2 separate regions of the Homo sapiens genome follow, and region 1 is linked to region 2. A link is a loop called in an ENCODE intact Hi-C map of the cell type or tissue named here. Cell type or tissue: CD4-positive, alpha-beta T cell. All regions are shown on one strand.

What was found. A loop is a pair of places that touch in the nucleus more often than their neighbours do. Peaks named below come from ENCODE experiments on the same cell type or tissue, not always from the same donor. Only the 100,000 strongest peaks of a DNase experiment are listed, where the experiment ranks them.
Region 1: it touches region 2 in a loop (4-fold over the local background); 32 of 110 quality-filtered maps call a loop at or near these places.

Annotation. Positions count from the first base shown.
Region 1 is chr7:32,902,008-32,910,007 of GRCh38, reverse strand. No RefSeq gene overlaps it. Among named protein-coding and RNA genes, the nearest start is that of KBTBD2, 14 kb to the right of the region's middle. RefSeq lists enhancers at 3,456-3,955, 3,956-4,457. In CD4-positive, alpha-beta T cell, no CTCF peak of the experiment used is centred here; DNase peaks (open chromatin) are centred at 4,127 and 4,607; H3K4me3 peaks cover 1,300 bases; H3K27ac peaks cover 1,380 bases.
Region 2 is chr7:32,843,373-32,851,372 of GRCh38, reverse strand. No RefSeq gene overlaps it. Among named protein-coding and RNA genes, the nearest start is that of KBTBD2, 44 kb to the left of the region's middle. RefSeq lists enhancers at 5,883-6,382, 6,383-6,884. In CD4-positive, alpha-beta T cell, a CTCF peak has its summit at 4,467; a DNase peak (open chromatin) is centred at 4,552; H3K27me3 peaks cover 262 bases.

The DNA.
Region 1 (8,000 bases), 59 kb before region 2:
ATAATCAGGAAGCCTTCACAAGAACCTCACTATGGTTTTCCTACTCCAACCTTCTGTGATTCTGGCCAACTCATTCCTAATCTCAGCCTCTGTACATCGTGTTCTGTTTGGTGTGGAATGCTGGTGGAAACAGGGACAAGGCCAGATGAGTCCTCTAAGGTTAAGACTACATGATTCATTCCGCAAGTACCTGGGTGTATACTCTGCACCAGGCTTCACACTAACTATTCCATGGGGATGCCACAGGGGCTACAATAACCACGGCCCTAAGGAACAGATGGAGTCTGGTTGAGGACAGAATTGAGGCCGTGAGTCTCCAGAGTCATGTCCTGAAATAGGTTATCAAAGTGTAATAACAGGTGCTATAGGATCATAGCAGGGTCACCTAATCTAGCCTTGGGTTAGAGAGGGTTTCCTGGAGTCTCTAAACCAAGTACTGAGGTAGGTACTACTTAGGCAAAAAGTGAGGCCTTCTCAGGAGAGCAGCTTTGGAAAAGCTCTTATCTTCTGCCTGCCTTTGGGATGTCATCTGGCAACGCTGTTATCACTTTTCACCATCTCCTCAAACCCTATTTTAAGGTGCTCGGTTAGGACAGTGAGTTATAGCGTAGCAGGGACGTCTTCATCACAGCTTAATTTAGAGGTGACATGCAGGGGACCCATCCATGTGCACCACCATCCTTTTCAGTCTACCACCCAGGGAGTTCTTGGAGGCACCTCTGTCCTCTCCCACATATACAACGCCATGAATCCAACAATAGCATGTTCTTTCAGATAACCTTGGTATACCCCTCAACCACACTACACCTTTTTGGCACCTAGTCACCAACTTAACCTCTAGTATTTATTGGAAGATGATTGTGTCAATTGACTTAAGTCCTAGGTTCTGAGTATAAAGAAGTTGTGTTTACGAAACAAACATTTCTTTGTTTCTAGAGTGTACAGTGGTTGAAAGGGAAGAACATATGATACTCCAAATCACTGCTGCCCACATCTGTCAGTGTTATTATCAGTGTTACGTGTCAGGTCTTTATTTGTAAAAATGAATAGGACATAGACCCCATCCCCAGGGCAGTTCCCATCTGTCTGCAGTTCATCCCTCGGCTTGATTTGACCCCATCATTTCCCCTTAGCTAAGCCTCCCTGGAGGTGAGGCAGAAGTACATATGGCAACATGCGTGATGGGTATTGATTTGGTATCAGTGATAGAGTCACTTTGGGCGAGAAGGTAAAATGGCTTAAGAATCACACAGACATGCAATTCCATTTACTATTTTAAAACTTCTAGTTGAGGCCGGGCGCAGTGACTCACACCTGTAATCCCAGCACTTTGGGAGGCCAAGGCAGGCAGATCACGAGGTCAGGAGGTCGAGACCAGCCTGGCCAACATAGTAAAACCCTGTCTCTACTAAAAATACAAAAATTAGCTGGGTGTGGTGGTGCACCCCTGTAGTCCCAGCTACTCAGGAGGCTGAGGCAGGAGAATTGCTTGAACCCGGGAGGTGGAGGTTGCAGTGAGCTGAGATCACACCACTGCACTCCAGCTTGGGTGAAAGAGTGAGACTTCGTCTCAAAAACAAACAAACTTCTAGTTGAAAAGGTTTTATATATCCCATTATTTAACTTGTTCACTGGTGTACCAGAGCTTTGTTAGTTGAAATGAAGAAAGATCTTCCTAACATGACATTGGCATTAGTAAAGTCTTCCTTCAGGTGGAACTCAGCAATTTGTTTCCTAGGAAATAACGGAAATCAAAACATTTTCTGAAATATCTCATGTAATAGATGCAAGATAAGTTATACAGAGAATTACTATCAATGTATCTTTAGTTTCCATTTTATAATGAAGCTAAAGGCCTTATCTTGACATTTTGCCTGAATTTAGTTAGTCTTTATGATCACTGCAGGGCAGAAACGGCCTCTGAGTCAAGGGACTGCTGTTTAACAGCCCAGCACAAGGGCTTGGAGGGTGGCAGGGATACTCAACACCAAGACTCTTTCGTGCCACTTGCTCTCTGACTGGATGAGCTAAGCTTCCAGTACTCACCTCTAAACTGGGACATTGTAATAGTGAAGTCACTGGGATAATTTACAAAATCCCATGTAATCCATGATAAGCAAGCTGGACACTTGCACAGGTGTGCCAATAGAAAAGGGCTAATTGAGGCCCAGGCATGTTCAACATGGAGGCTCCATCTTCCCTTTTCTTTGTCACCATGTGTGCAGTAAAGGAACAGGCAACATGGTGCCAGCCAGGTAGAAAATCCATCTGCATAATAAAAGATTAGGGTGGGGCAGCCAGCTTCTTTGTGTGCTATGCAAATAACACACCTGGTCAGATCAATCTTTCATGCCCTATGTAAATCAGACACCACCTCCTCAAGCTCATCTATAGAACCTTCTGCATTTCAGCCGGGCACGGTGGCTCACACCTGTAATCCCAACACTCTGGGAGGCCGAGGCGGGTGTATCACGAGGTCAGGAGTTGGAAACCGGCCTGGTCAACATGATGAAACCCCGTCTCTACTGAAAATACAAAAAATAGCTGGGCGTGGTGGCAGGCACCTGTAATCCCAGCTACTGGGGAGGCTGAGGCAGGAGAATCATTTGAATCCGGGAGGCAGAGGTTGCAGTGAGCTGAGATTGCACCATTGCACTCCAGCCTGAGCAACAGGGCAAGACTCCATCTCAAAAAACAAACAAACAAAAACACCTTCTGCATTTCATTGCAGAAGTAGCAACCCATTTTCTCCGGGACCCCTCTCTGTGCAGAGAGCTTTTTCTTTCGCCTGTTAAACTTCCAGTTTTTTTTTTTTTTTTTTGAGACGGAGTTTCGCTCTTGTTTCCCAGTCTAGAGAGCGATGGCACGATCTCGGCTCACCACAACCTCCACCTCACAGGTTCAAGTGATTCTCCTGCCTCAGCCTCCCCAGTAGCTGGGATTACAGGCATGTGCCACCAGTCCAGCTAATTTTTTTGTAATTTTAGTAGAAACAGGGTTTCTCCATGTTCATCAGGCTGGTCTCAAACTCTCGACCTGAGGTGATCCGCCGGCTTTGGCCTCCCAAAGTGCTGGGATTACAGGCGTGAGCCACCACTCCTGGCCTGTAAAACATTTTTTTAATGTAGATGTTCAACCAGGTAAAGCAATATATCCAATAGGTGTACTAAAGGAAACTTGTTCGGAGTGAGCAATCAGAACCAGAGCTTCAGGACATAAAAATCTCAATTTTAATAGAATTTCATGTTCAGCAATAGAACTGCATTATATGAGTGGCTTTCATATTAGTTTTCAAAGTTTCACATGAAAGATCCACCCATACATGGTGGAACTTTTAACAGTAACCTAAGGTCTAAGAATTATTCTACATCTCTGTACTGTCTTGGGGAACATTTGCTTTCACCCTTTTCGTGTGTATCAACATCAGATCCAAGATTCTTTTTTTTTTTTTTTTTGAGACAGAGTCTCGCTGTGTCACTCAGGCTGGAGTGCAGTGGTGTAACCGCAGCCCCGACCTCCCTGGGCTCAAGTGATCCTCCCACCTCAGCCTCCTGAGTAGCTGGGACCACAGGCATGCACCACCACACCCAGCTAACTTTTGTGTTTTTTTGTAGAGATAAGGTTTCACCATGTTGCCCAGGCTGGTCTTCAACTCGTGGGCTCAAGTCATCTGCCCAGCTCAGCCTCCCAATTACAGGCATGAGGCACAACATCCAGCCCAAAATCAGATCCAAGATTCTTTTTTTTTTTTTTTTTTTTTTTTGAGACGGAGTCTCCTTCTGTCGCCCAGGCTGGAGTGCAGTGGCGCGATCTCGGCTCACTGCAACCTCCATCTCCCGGGTTCACACCATTCTCCTGCCTCAGCCTCTGGAGTAGCTGGGACTGCAGGCGCCCGCCACCACGCCCGGGTAATATATATCCCAGCACTTTGGGAGGCCGAGGCGGGTGGATCACGAGGTCAGGAGATCGAGACCATCCTGGCTAACACGGTGAAACCCCGTCTCCGCTAAGAATACAAAAAATTCTTCGGGTGGGGTGGCGGGCGCCTGTAGTACCAGCTACTCCGGAGGCTGAGGCAGGAGAATGGCGTGAGCCCGGGAGGCGGAGCTTGCAGCGCGTCAAGATCGCGCCACTGCACTCCAGCCTAGGCGACAGAGCGAGACTCCGCCTCAAAAAAAAAAAAAAAAAAAAAAAAAAAAAAATTACCATCTCGCAGATAGAATGAACCTATCTGATACGAATGCCAGTTTTTCTATTTCAGAAAAGGGGATGCAAAAGTTTACCTCTACCCTGAGGGTTTTTAGCTGAGCCTGATAAATTGCCATAAATAAAAAAAGAGAAAAGCATACAAATTTATATGTTTTAAATGACACGGTGAGGTAGGAGGTGGGATTCCAAAGGCGAGGCTCAAAGAGGGGACCAGATTGAGGAAACTACTTTCCATAAGTCACGCCCACTAATGTGCCATGTGAGTTTACCATTGCCATGGCAACACCCAGAAGTTGCCACCCCTTTCCTGGTAACGACCCTACGACCGGGGTTGTTTTCCTAGAAACGTCTGCATTACTTTTCCTAGAAACTTGCGCATAATTCACCCCTTAATTTGCATATAATTACAAGCAGATGTGAACATGACTACAGACCTGCCTTTGAGCTGCTACTCTGGGCACACAGCCTGCTGGATAGCCCCACTCCACAAGGAGCAGTGCTTCTGCGGCTGTGCACCGCCGCTTCAATAAATGTTGCTGTCTAACACCGCCAGCTCACTTTTGAATTCTTTGCTGGGTGAAGCCAAGAAACTTCCTGGGTTAAGCCCCAATTTTGGGGCTCACCTGCCCTGAATCATTTAGAGCCCTCATAAGGAAATGAGCACCCAGAGAAGTGGCGAAATCTAAATGCTTTTATATTAAGTTGAATAACGAGAGGCAGTTGTAGAAAAGTGACTAAATTATGTGTGGATGCTACAATATATATATACATACATATATATACACATACATATATATACACATACATATATACATACATATATACACATACATATATACATACATATATACACATACATATATACATACATATATACACATATATACATACATATATACACATATATATACACACACATATATATACATATACACACACACACACACACACACACACACACACACACACATATATATATATATATATATATATTTGTTTTTTTTTTTTTTTTTTTCCGAGATGGAGTCTTGCTCTGTCACCCAGGCTGGAGTGCAGTGGCGCGATCTTGGCTCACTGCAACCTCCGACTCCCAGGTTGAAGCAATTCTCCTGCCTCAGCTTCTCGAGTAGCTGGGGTTACAGGCACCTGCCAAAACAATAATTATTTTAACAAGGTCATTTCCACTGAATTCTCTCAGCTATGATGTCCCATTGAAGAATGTTTCTTTTCTCCTCGTACAAGGAGGGCATCTTTCATGTGGGAGTTCTTATTTCCTGTTTTCGGGAAGAAAAGAGATCAGGGTGCCCTTCTTGCATCTGCTGTTTTTCAAGTAGCTCAAAATAATCCTTATACTAAAGTGGCATATTTTGGTGTGGCATATTCTGCCTCTCTTCACAGTAAATAACTTTTTTTTTTTTTCGAGATTAAGTCTCGCTCTGTTACCCAGGCTGGAGTGCAGTGGCACAATCACAACTCACTGCAGCCTTGACCTCCTGGGCTCCATGATCCTCCCACACCAGCCTCCCGAGTAGCTGGGACTGCAGGCACACAACACTATGCCTGGCTAATTTTTTGTGTCTTTTGTAGAGATGGTGCTTCACCATGTTGCCCAGGCTGGTCTCAAACTCAGGCAGTCCACCTGCCTTGGCCTCCCAAAGTGCTGAGATTACAGGTGTCAGCCACCTCACCCAGCCAATAACTTCCTTTGAAAAATAATTTTTTCCCCTTCCCAACCCCTCCCCTGAAAAATACTTTTCAGTGGCAATCACATCTTTGAATTATGAATGTATTACAATAAATGAAGTAAACTGTTGGTTGAGGACAGTTGTATTTATAGATCAGAAGTGCTGGCCGGATGTGGTGGTTCATACCTGTAATCCTAGCACTTTGGGAGGCCGAGGTGGGTGGATTGCCTTTACTCAGGAGTTTGAGACCAGCCTGGGCAACATGGTAAGAACCCCCTCCATCTCTACTAAAAATACAAAAAATTAGCCGGGCATGGTGGCGTGTGCCTGTGGTCCCAGCTTGGAAGGCTGAGGCAGGAGAAATCTCTTGAACTTGGGAGGCATAGGCTGCAGTGAGCTGAGATCACTGGCACTGCACTCCAGCCTGGGCGATGGAGTGAGACTCTGTCAAAAAAAAAAAAAAGTGCTGGGAAAGATTCTTGATATTCTCTTCATTTACTTGAGAAATAACTCACAGTTTCAGATTTTTATTTCTCTAGTTTTCACTGAATTTATATATCATTTTTTCATATTATTGTGACTACTTTTCTGTCACTGAAAAATGTGTGTATTCATATTTTGCTAGAATAAAGTTTCTATTATAATAATTGTATCTGAACTTTTTTTTTGAGACAGAGTCTCGCTCTGTTGCCCAGGCTGGAGTGCAGTGGCCGGATCTCGGCTCATTGCAAGCTCCACCTCCCAGTTTCACACCATTCTCCTGCCTCAGCCTCCCGAGTAGCTGGGAATACAGGCACCCGCCACCACGCCTGGCTAATTTTTTTTTGTATTTTTAGTAGAGATGGGGTTTCACCGTGTTAGCCAGGATGGTCTCGATCTCCTGACCTCGTGATCTGCCCGCCTCAGCCTCCCAAAGTGTTGGGATTACAGGTGTGAGCCACCACACCCAGCCTGTATCTGAACTTCTAATAATTAGGAGAGAAAATATGAAATTTGTGGATATTTGTAACGTGCAGATCCTTATCAGGGATTTCACACGTGACTGAAAAATTAGCAATAAATGGCAAGGGGAGGAAGCAAGTATATTAAAAACATAGCTGACCCTGTTTAAATTGCTATATTTATTTATTTCATCTAAGGACCATGATCTTCCAATGGCTGCAGGAAAGAAAAATAATTAGCAAAATAACAAATAGCCTTGTTTATAGTCTGGGCAAGATACTTTAAGTTTTAAAAATCTATTTATGCCTTGACTTTCAAATTATGTTTTAAGGTAAGACTAAGGTTCAGAACTTGATTATTCATCATAATATTGTATTATCACCATTTTATAGTTGAGGAAACAGGCACATAGATGTTAAGGAGCTTTTCCAAATTCTCTCTAACTATGAACACCAGGATTTCAATCAGATCTCTACAATTCTATGCTCAAGGCCAGAAAAATAATCACATCACAGCTGTAATTAAAATAGCCTGTGTTAGGAAGACATAGGAACTCAGTAAATAGTTGTTGCCTGAATGGTTAGATTTATAGATTATTGTTTGCAGATTACTGCCAACTACTAATAAGTTCAAACAAATGTGAAGTATCTTTGAATTTCATTAATATATTAGTTATCTATTATTTTTTAAGTTTTAATTTTTTTTGAGACATAGTCTTGCTCTGTTGCCCAGGCTGGAGTGCAGTGGGGTGATCTTGGCTCACTGCAACCTCTGCCTTCCAGGCTCAAGCCATCCTCCCACCTCAGCCTCCCAAGTAGTGGGGACCACAGGAGCACACTACCAAGCTGGTCTAATTTTTGTATTTTAGTAGAGATGAGGTTTCACCATGTTGGCGAGGCTGGTCTCAAACTCCTGGCCTCAAGTGATCTGCCCGCCTCGGTCTCCCAAAGTGCTGGGATTACAGATGTGAGCCAGTTATCTATCATTATGTGGCAGATTATCCCAAAATTTAGCAGGCGGCATGAGCCTATAGTCCCAGCTACTCAGGAAGCTGAGGTGGGCTCAACTCTGTTTGAGCCCAGGAGTTCAAGGCTGCAGTGAGCTATGATCATGTCACTGCACCCCAGCCTGGGTGACAAAGTGAGACCCTATCTCAAAACAAAC
Region 2 (8,000 bases):
CAATTTTCCTTTATTGCATTGACCCTACTGTGCTCTTGGTATTAATGTTGCAGTCATCTAAAGAACTGAGTTTATTTGCTATTTTTTGGATGTTTGTGTAAGACTGGAATAATCCATATCTTGAATGTTTGGTAGGAATAGCTTATAACACTGGATATGTTGTTTTCTTCAAGGGAAGATTTTAAAAAGTTGTTAATCCAACTTCTTTCTGGGGGATGACTGTTATTTCTAATTTCTATTTCTTCTTGGTTCAGCTCTGTTTTTTCTAGAAATTTAGACATTTTATCAAAGTGTCCAAATTTATTGACAAAGTTTGTTTATAATATCCCCATTACCTGTTTACTCTCTGCAGCTTCTGTAATTTGCCATTCCTTATCTTTTACACCTTCTCTCTTATCTCCTGATTAAGGTTTCAAATAACCAACTGATATGGTTTGGCTGTGTCCTCACCCAAATCTCATCTTGAATTCCCACATGTTGTGAGAGGGACCCTGGTGGGCAGTAATTGAATCATGGAGGCAGGTCTTTCCCATGCTGTTCTCGTGATAGTGAATAAGTCTCATGAGATCTGATGGTTTTATAAGGTGGAGTTTCCCTGCACAAGCTCTCTGTCTGCTGACATCCACGTAAGATGTGACTTCCTCCTCCTTGCCTTCGGCCATGATTGTGAGGCCTCCCCAGCCATGTGGAACTTAAGTCCATTATACCTCTTTTGTAAATTGCGCAGTCTCAAGTATGTCTTTATCAGCAGTGTGAAAAAGGACTAATACACCAACTTTGACTTTGTTGATCTGTTTTCTGTTTCATCAATTTCTGCTCATTATTCCCTTCAAATTGGGGTGGGGGAACTATTCTGTTATTTATATTCCTGATACAGATATTTATTGATTTTTGGCTTAATGAATGCATTTTAGGCTAAAGGCCAAAAAAAAAACTCTAGAACTGCTTTAGTCATATTCCACACACAATTTGTAGCATATAATTGTTCTATTTTTTCTCAAATTTTCATCATAAATTATGAATTAATATTTAAAACTGTTTCATTTGTGCTGATTTCCAACTAAAGGATTTTCAATCCTTAAGATTGTTTTTTCCCCCCCAAAGAATTGCCATTTGGCTCCAGGTATGATCAATTCTTTCCTTTAACAAATATTGGGCACCCACATGTGTCAGGTACTGTTCTAGATGCTTAGGTTACATCTGTAAACAAAATAGGCCAAAAAGTCATGCTTTCTTGGAGCTCATGTTCAAGTTTTTTGTTTTTTTTGGAGGCAGGGGTCTCACTCTGTCACCCAGGCCATAGTGCAGTGGTACAATCATGGCTCATTGCAGCCTCAACCTCCTGGGCTCAAGTGATCCTCTCACCTCAACTTCCCAAGTAGCTGGCAATACAGGCACATACCACCCTGGCTAATTTTTTGTAGAGACAGGGTTTTGTCATGTTGCCCTGGTTGGTCTCAAACTCCTGGGCTCAAGAGATCTGCCTGCCTCTGCCTCCCAAAGTGCTAGGATTAGAGGCATGAGCCACTGTGCCTGGTCAGGAGCTCATGTTCTACTGTCAATTCTTGGAAATGTCCCATATACCTGAATAGAATGTATACTCTTCACTTGTTGGGTGCAGTTCTACATATGACTGTTAAATCAAGTTGCTTTTATTACTCAAATCATGCATTTCCTTACTGATCTTTTTGCTTATTATCTCAATTTCTAAGGAGAGGTATATTAAAATTTCCTGCTGTGATTGTTCCTTTGTCTATTTCTTGTTTCTAATTACTATCCTAAAAGCCATATTCTTTTAAAAGAAACTGATGTTCAAGAAACATGCCCTATTTCACTAAGTTTGTAAAGGATGGATTATGGATTCCAGCGTAGTTGTCTCTATTATGACAATATTAATTGTGCAACTGTTGTCATCTGTTTTCCCTAATATCTACACCCAATAATAACACATCAGTCCCTTCTCATCCTTTGGAAAATCCCTCTTCCCAGACTTTTAATCAAATTACCAGAGTTCCTTGCTCCCTGTTCAGCAGCAAATGTGTCTATGGCTGGTCACCACAGTATCCTGAGCCACACACTGAAATCAGTCAATGAGTCCCGCCCCTGGACAGATGTATGTGTCTTTATCATATTGCCTTCCAATAAATTCATATGGTCACTAGCCATGTCTGAAAGTACCTACCAAGGATATGCTATGAGGTTAATTATTGTTTAGCTGTTTGACACGGATATTTTCCCCTATGATATTTACCTCATCTGATGATGTCCTGCATTTCCTTGTTATTTCTTTTCCATGGCTGGAAAACATAAACTGTCTTTTAGTCCTAAAAACAACTTTTATTGCCATCTGCAATTTACTGCATTGTTGAATAAAGTATGGTTTATTTCAAAACATCATTAAGCAGTACTACTTTCCAGGAACTGTGCTAAGAGGCACTGTGGATTCAGAATGGAGTAAGACATGTTCTTTTTATGAAGAACACAATAGAGTGGGGGAAAAGTCATGTTGATAAATGTGTGCGTGGGAGTTATGGGCACGTGGGCAGTGGGAGGCAATGCACTCAACCAAATGGCAGGCAGTCAGGAAAGACCTCACAGAAGAGGTGACATTTGAGTTGTATCTGAAATACATACTAAGAAAAGCATATTCCAGGAGGGGCAAAAAGCATCTGCAGAGAAGACACATGATTCCTCACACAATAAATTTTCAAAGTGATTTGTATTTTTTCTTTTTGCTGCTATATTCCCATTTCTTCTTGACACTCTAATCAGGGTTTACAAATATGTGGCACCTGCACTGCCACTCTCCCCCTTCTCCCTGCCATTGGCAGCATCCATAACTGAAGACAGAATTCTTTCCTGAAGAGTCTACTCAACACTAGGTGCCATGATTAGAAATAATGTAGAAATTAATAATCACAATTAATAAAGTGTACATGACAGACGCTTGCCATTCCTACTTTGACTGGGTGGAGATGTGGAAATCTTGTTATTCAGAGGTGAAGTAGGGAGGGCAAGTTCTAAAATGTTAGCCCTAGGGCACTAGAATCACTGGGGATTAAAAAAAATTCTAAATCTCAGGCCACACATCTCTAGGGGTGGGAAAAAGGCTTCAGGATTTTTTGAAGCTCCCCAAGTAATTTTAATGTGCAGATAAGTTTGAGAATTACTGCCATATAAGTCTGTTCAAAAAGGTCAAATTTGTTACCTATGTAAAGGGCTCAAGGGATTACCAAATTGTACTCTTCTGGGAAGAGAATTTTCCAGAGCAAGAGCGAGGCCTCCGAATCTGAAGTCTGTTCACTAAGCGGATACCAGAGTGAAGACTTGAGGAGCCTGGCCAAAGAGCAGGATATCAGCAGCAGGGGGCAGAGCCAGAGGTGGCCTGCAGGCATCTTTCTTTCCCAGTTTTCATGACATTATGCCAAATCTACTTAGCAGTGGCCATTTCGTATTTTCATTTCTATTTTTTCAGAAATGCATAAGGACTAAGGGTATCAGAGTAATCAGCATAACAACCAAACGAGCTGAAGTCTGCAAAATTCAACTCCCCCCGCCAAGATATTAAATTTGCCTACAGGAAAAAGGCCCACCAGATACTTAAAAAAATCAACGAAATGATATTATGCTGCATTTAAAAGAACATGCCTATGAAGCAGAATACCATGTAGTGCTACCATTTATTTGAAAGTCATTTTGACAACACTGTGCATACTTATTTAGAGTTTTGGGTTAAAGATAACTGAGTATAGAAAACTATAGAAAACATTGCTTTGAAAGTGGATCCAGTATCAATGTTATCCTAATCTCTTTGAAAAAAAGGAAAACTATCTCTTAATTACACTACAATCAAATCGAGTCTTCAATTCTTATATATTCATTCAGAATTTTAAAATCTCTCTCACGGGAGGAAATGTAAAAGGAAAGTTTTCAAGACCTTTTTGTACCTTAATATCCTTTTCAATTTCTAATGTAAAATGTATTCGTCCTGATAACGATGCTGTGAAATAAAGACCAATTCAGGAATGTAATGAAGTTTAAAAGTAGCTCCTCTTTTTCTGCATTGAGAACAATTTTGTTGATTCAAATTAGAAACTTCTAGTTGGGGGCAGGAGAAAAAGGAGGAAGAAGAAAGAAGCAAGCAATCTGTGACCTAGCGCTGATTATTGGCTGACTTCTAATAAAGGAAGAAGATTCGGATTTGTGGTGCCAAAACAAAAGTAATAAAGTGGAAAATGAATTTTTGCAATCCCCACACATCATTGAATTTATGTATTGTCTTCTAGACAAAGTAATCCTACAAAAGGAAGTTCTATTTCAAGGATTTTCACTCCTTTTCCATCTCTGAACTGAAAAGAAACGAGGTGCAGTTTGCAGCTTCAAAATATGTAAATAATCTATAATTCATATCAGTGTTCCGATTAAAAATTTCCTAATCTGTTCTTTGCTCCTTGCAAGTTTCATTGAAGCAGTGCCCCCTAACAGGCAAAGAAGGTACGTGGTAAAATTCAGCTCCTGGTAGAGTGTCCATCAACCAGCTCTGGTGGGATTGCTGTGAGGAATGGAGCGCCCCCTGGAGGCCAGTCATCCAGCCAGTCTGTACCCACCGATTAGAGCAGAGGCTCTCAAGTATCGTCCCTGGACGAACAGCCTCAACACCACCTGAGAACTGTTAAGAAATCCAAGTTCTGGGGCCCCACCATAGGCCAACTGAAACAGAAACCTCTGTGGTGGGGCCCAGCAATCTACAGGCCTTCCAGGTGATGCTGATGCCTGCTAATTAAAAGAGGAGCTACTTTTAAACTGTATTAGAACACCTCATTCCCCAAAGATGTCAGAATCAAGGTGTCATTGTGTTAAGAAAGTAATTACACAGGAATGAAGAGAGCTGAAATGTCTTTCCTACATAGAGAAAGAACCAAGAAGTTGATGTTTGTATCAAGTAAAAACATTGAGCTACAATTTAGAAAATGTTGATACCAACGTATTTTTTAAATACATTAAAGCAGCTTTTAGCAACCCTTTAATTATTCCCAATATATAGTTTGAATGAATTACTGTGTCCCTTGATGAAAAGGATAAAGGAATGTAAGTGACTCTACCATAAATACAGGAAAAGTTCGGATAATCTCAGTGCCTACCACTACCAACAACAAGACCAGAGTCTACCCCCACTGTTATGATCCCTCCCTCTCTTCTCAGGACTGCCATCTGACTCAAACCAGTTCATGGCTATCTGACTACAAAACGAGGCCGAACTTGATCACAGTCAAGGTGGAAATGAAAATAACAATCAAGAAAAACATTTCCCTCATTTTTCATGATTTTTTTATTTAACATATATAGTACATGTAAACAACTGGCACAAAATTCATAAAAATACAATACTCCTATGCAATATCACTTTATTCCTGATATATACTTTCATTTTCTCATTAATATCACTGGCCTATTTTAACACTATAGTTTTTTTGCCAAGCATTTTTAGAGGCTTATCTTTTTAAAGAAATACGGCCCCAACTTTGTTTTCTAAAATGTCATAGCAATAGCTATTTTGATCGCCTCTTTGCCCATCCTTACTTTCCTCACACTAAAGCAAAAATATTTTTAAATGCTAAAAATATGCAAAATACTGAGCTTTAATGCTGTTTTGTCACACCTATGGAACCTGCTATCACTCTGCATTGCCATCAAAGGTGTGGATGCTCCACAGCACTGGTGCTGTGAGCTGTGGCCACGGCTGCATAGCAGGGACCTTCAGGCCTCTGCTCCAAACTGGCTCTCCTAATATATAGTCACATTTTGCTGGGGGTTACATTCATAAACCCTGCTACAAGAGGATCCTTCTGGAAAAAGCTAATTTATACTACTTGTAATGGTTCCCAGCAAATGAAGCAGTTATAATAGTATTTTTAATGCTTTTTTCCTGTACAGAATTTCTACTTATTACATGTGAACTTATTTGGAAGGAAATTACTGGGGGTGAGAAAAATATAAAATAAATGTAAAAATATAATTTTTAAAAATTGTAGCTGCTGGATGTACACAATCAGCCACACTCAGGTGAGCAACAATCACAGATAAGCAGCGCGCACCTCCCTCTCCCTGCTCATGTCGACTCCCATCCTCAGCCTCAAGTGTCACTGCCCATTTTCCTGGACTGTTGTGCATCATCGCTCAAATGTTGCTTTTAATCCACAAATCACGGGCTGCTTTCCTATTTTCTAAAACTAGCAAAAGCCTAAGAAATAAAAATAGTCAACCAGCAAATGAGAAACAGTGGTCACAAATCTGAAGAACGCTGCCAGAGTCCCTCTCCTGGGCCGCCTCCAGGGAAGGAGCATCCCTAGGAGCTGCGGCTCTGGGCACTGGGGCAGGACTGGGGGGCGCTGCTTCTCTGAGGGCACACTCCTCAGCCTTTGCAGCTGACTCATGTCAGCAAGCTGCTGCTTCCTCGAGACCAGGCCTGCCCTTGGGCTCTGGTAAGAAGGTAGAAAGGGAACAGCGGCTTCCAGGAATGGGCACCAGAAACCATGCCTGAGGACTAAGGTCTGAAGGACAATCCACAATGAGGTTAATCTGCCTGTGGTTAAGAAAGAGAAGCTGTATAATTAAATGTGTAGTCAGTCAGCCATAGTCATGGTTTGCTTAGAATTTAAAACCCTAAAACCTTTTCTCAGAGCTACGAGGTTTCATCGTTTTGAAGAATCTCATTTCACACAAATTAACTTCTAGGAAACAAAAATTCATACAAGGAATTCAAAGAAGGTGTAGAAATTTCTCAAAATAAAAATAAATAGGAAGAAGAAAACTAAAGAGGAGGACGAAATATACTCATTCCTCATACTGAAATGATGATTTTTAGAACCAAAATTATAACATAAGGCTTAAGGCTTTGTCTTAGTAAAGACAGGCAATCTTAAAAGTAAAATATAAAAACTTCATTTATTGTTATTCTTTACATTTTTGACAGGAAAATTAGTCATGTTTTATTGTATCTTAAGAGTAAAAGGAAAATTACCATGTACTACAGTCTACTGTTCCACTATAAGTGATGTCTACTCAAATATACATTAGTTTCTAGATGCACTATATTTGGGGTTGTTCAAAATAGTTTTTCTTAAAACTACAATTAAACATGAAAAAATTTTAAAGTGGTTTAAAGTATTAAAATGTAAACATTTGAATAATGCTAAAAAATAAGAAAAGTACAGTTACCAATAATTTTTTTAAAACCAAGAATAAGTATTTGATAAGCAACTAAATGAGTAAACAGTACTTATTTGACAGAAAATGTTGGGGGGAGGAGGAGAGGAGAGAGAGCGAGAGAGAGAAAGAGACATGATAATGCCACATGGCTGGAAGTTAAGGGAATTTCCTAACCACAAGGCCCAAGAGTTTGGATTAATAATGGGCAGGAAAAGCTTCATTAACAGGAGAACAGAGAACAAAAAGAGCACAAGGAAGCAAAACAGACAGATAGTTCCGCAAAGCAAACACTCCATGTCTGCCCCATCTACTGTAACTCAAGTTGATGACAGGGGCTGACATGACCGAAGAACTTACAATCACTGAAATGTCCAAAAGACAAGAGCAAGAGGCAGAAAAAAGAAGCAAGGGGCATTAATAGTTCTTACACTATAAAATCAGCCCCTACATTGTCAGAATTGTCCTGTATTTTCACGTCATCCTTGTCACAACTCATTGTGTTTTCTTTATATAGATAACTTTGCTCACTTTAGCACAAATATGGAAGTCAAGTACAAGCATATACTCATTTGCATAGCAAATTTTAAAGGGGGCATTGAAATAGTAACCAATTGATAAAGGTATTGTCAGGCCTCTGAGCCCAGGCCAGGCCATCGCATCCCCTGTGACTTGCACATATACATCCATATGGCCTAAAGTAACTGAAGATCCACAAAAGAAGTAAAAACAGCCTTAACTGATGACATTCCACCATTGTGATTTGTTCCTGCCCCACCCTAACTGATCAATGT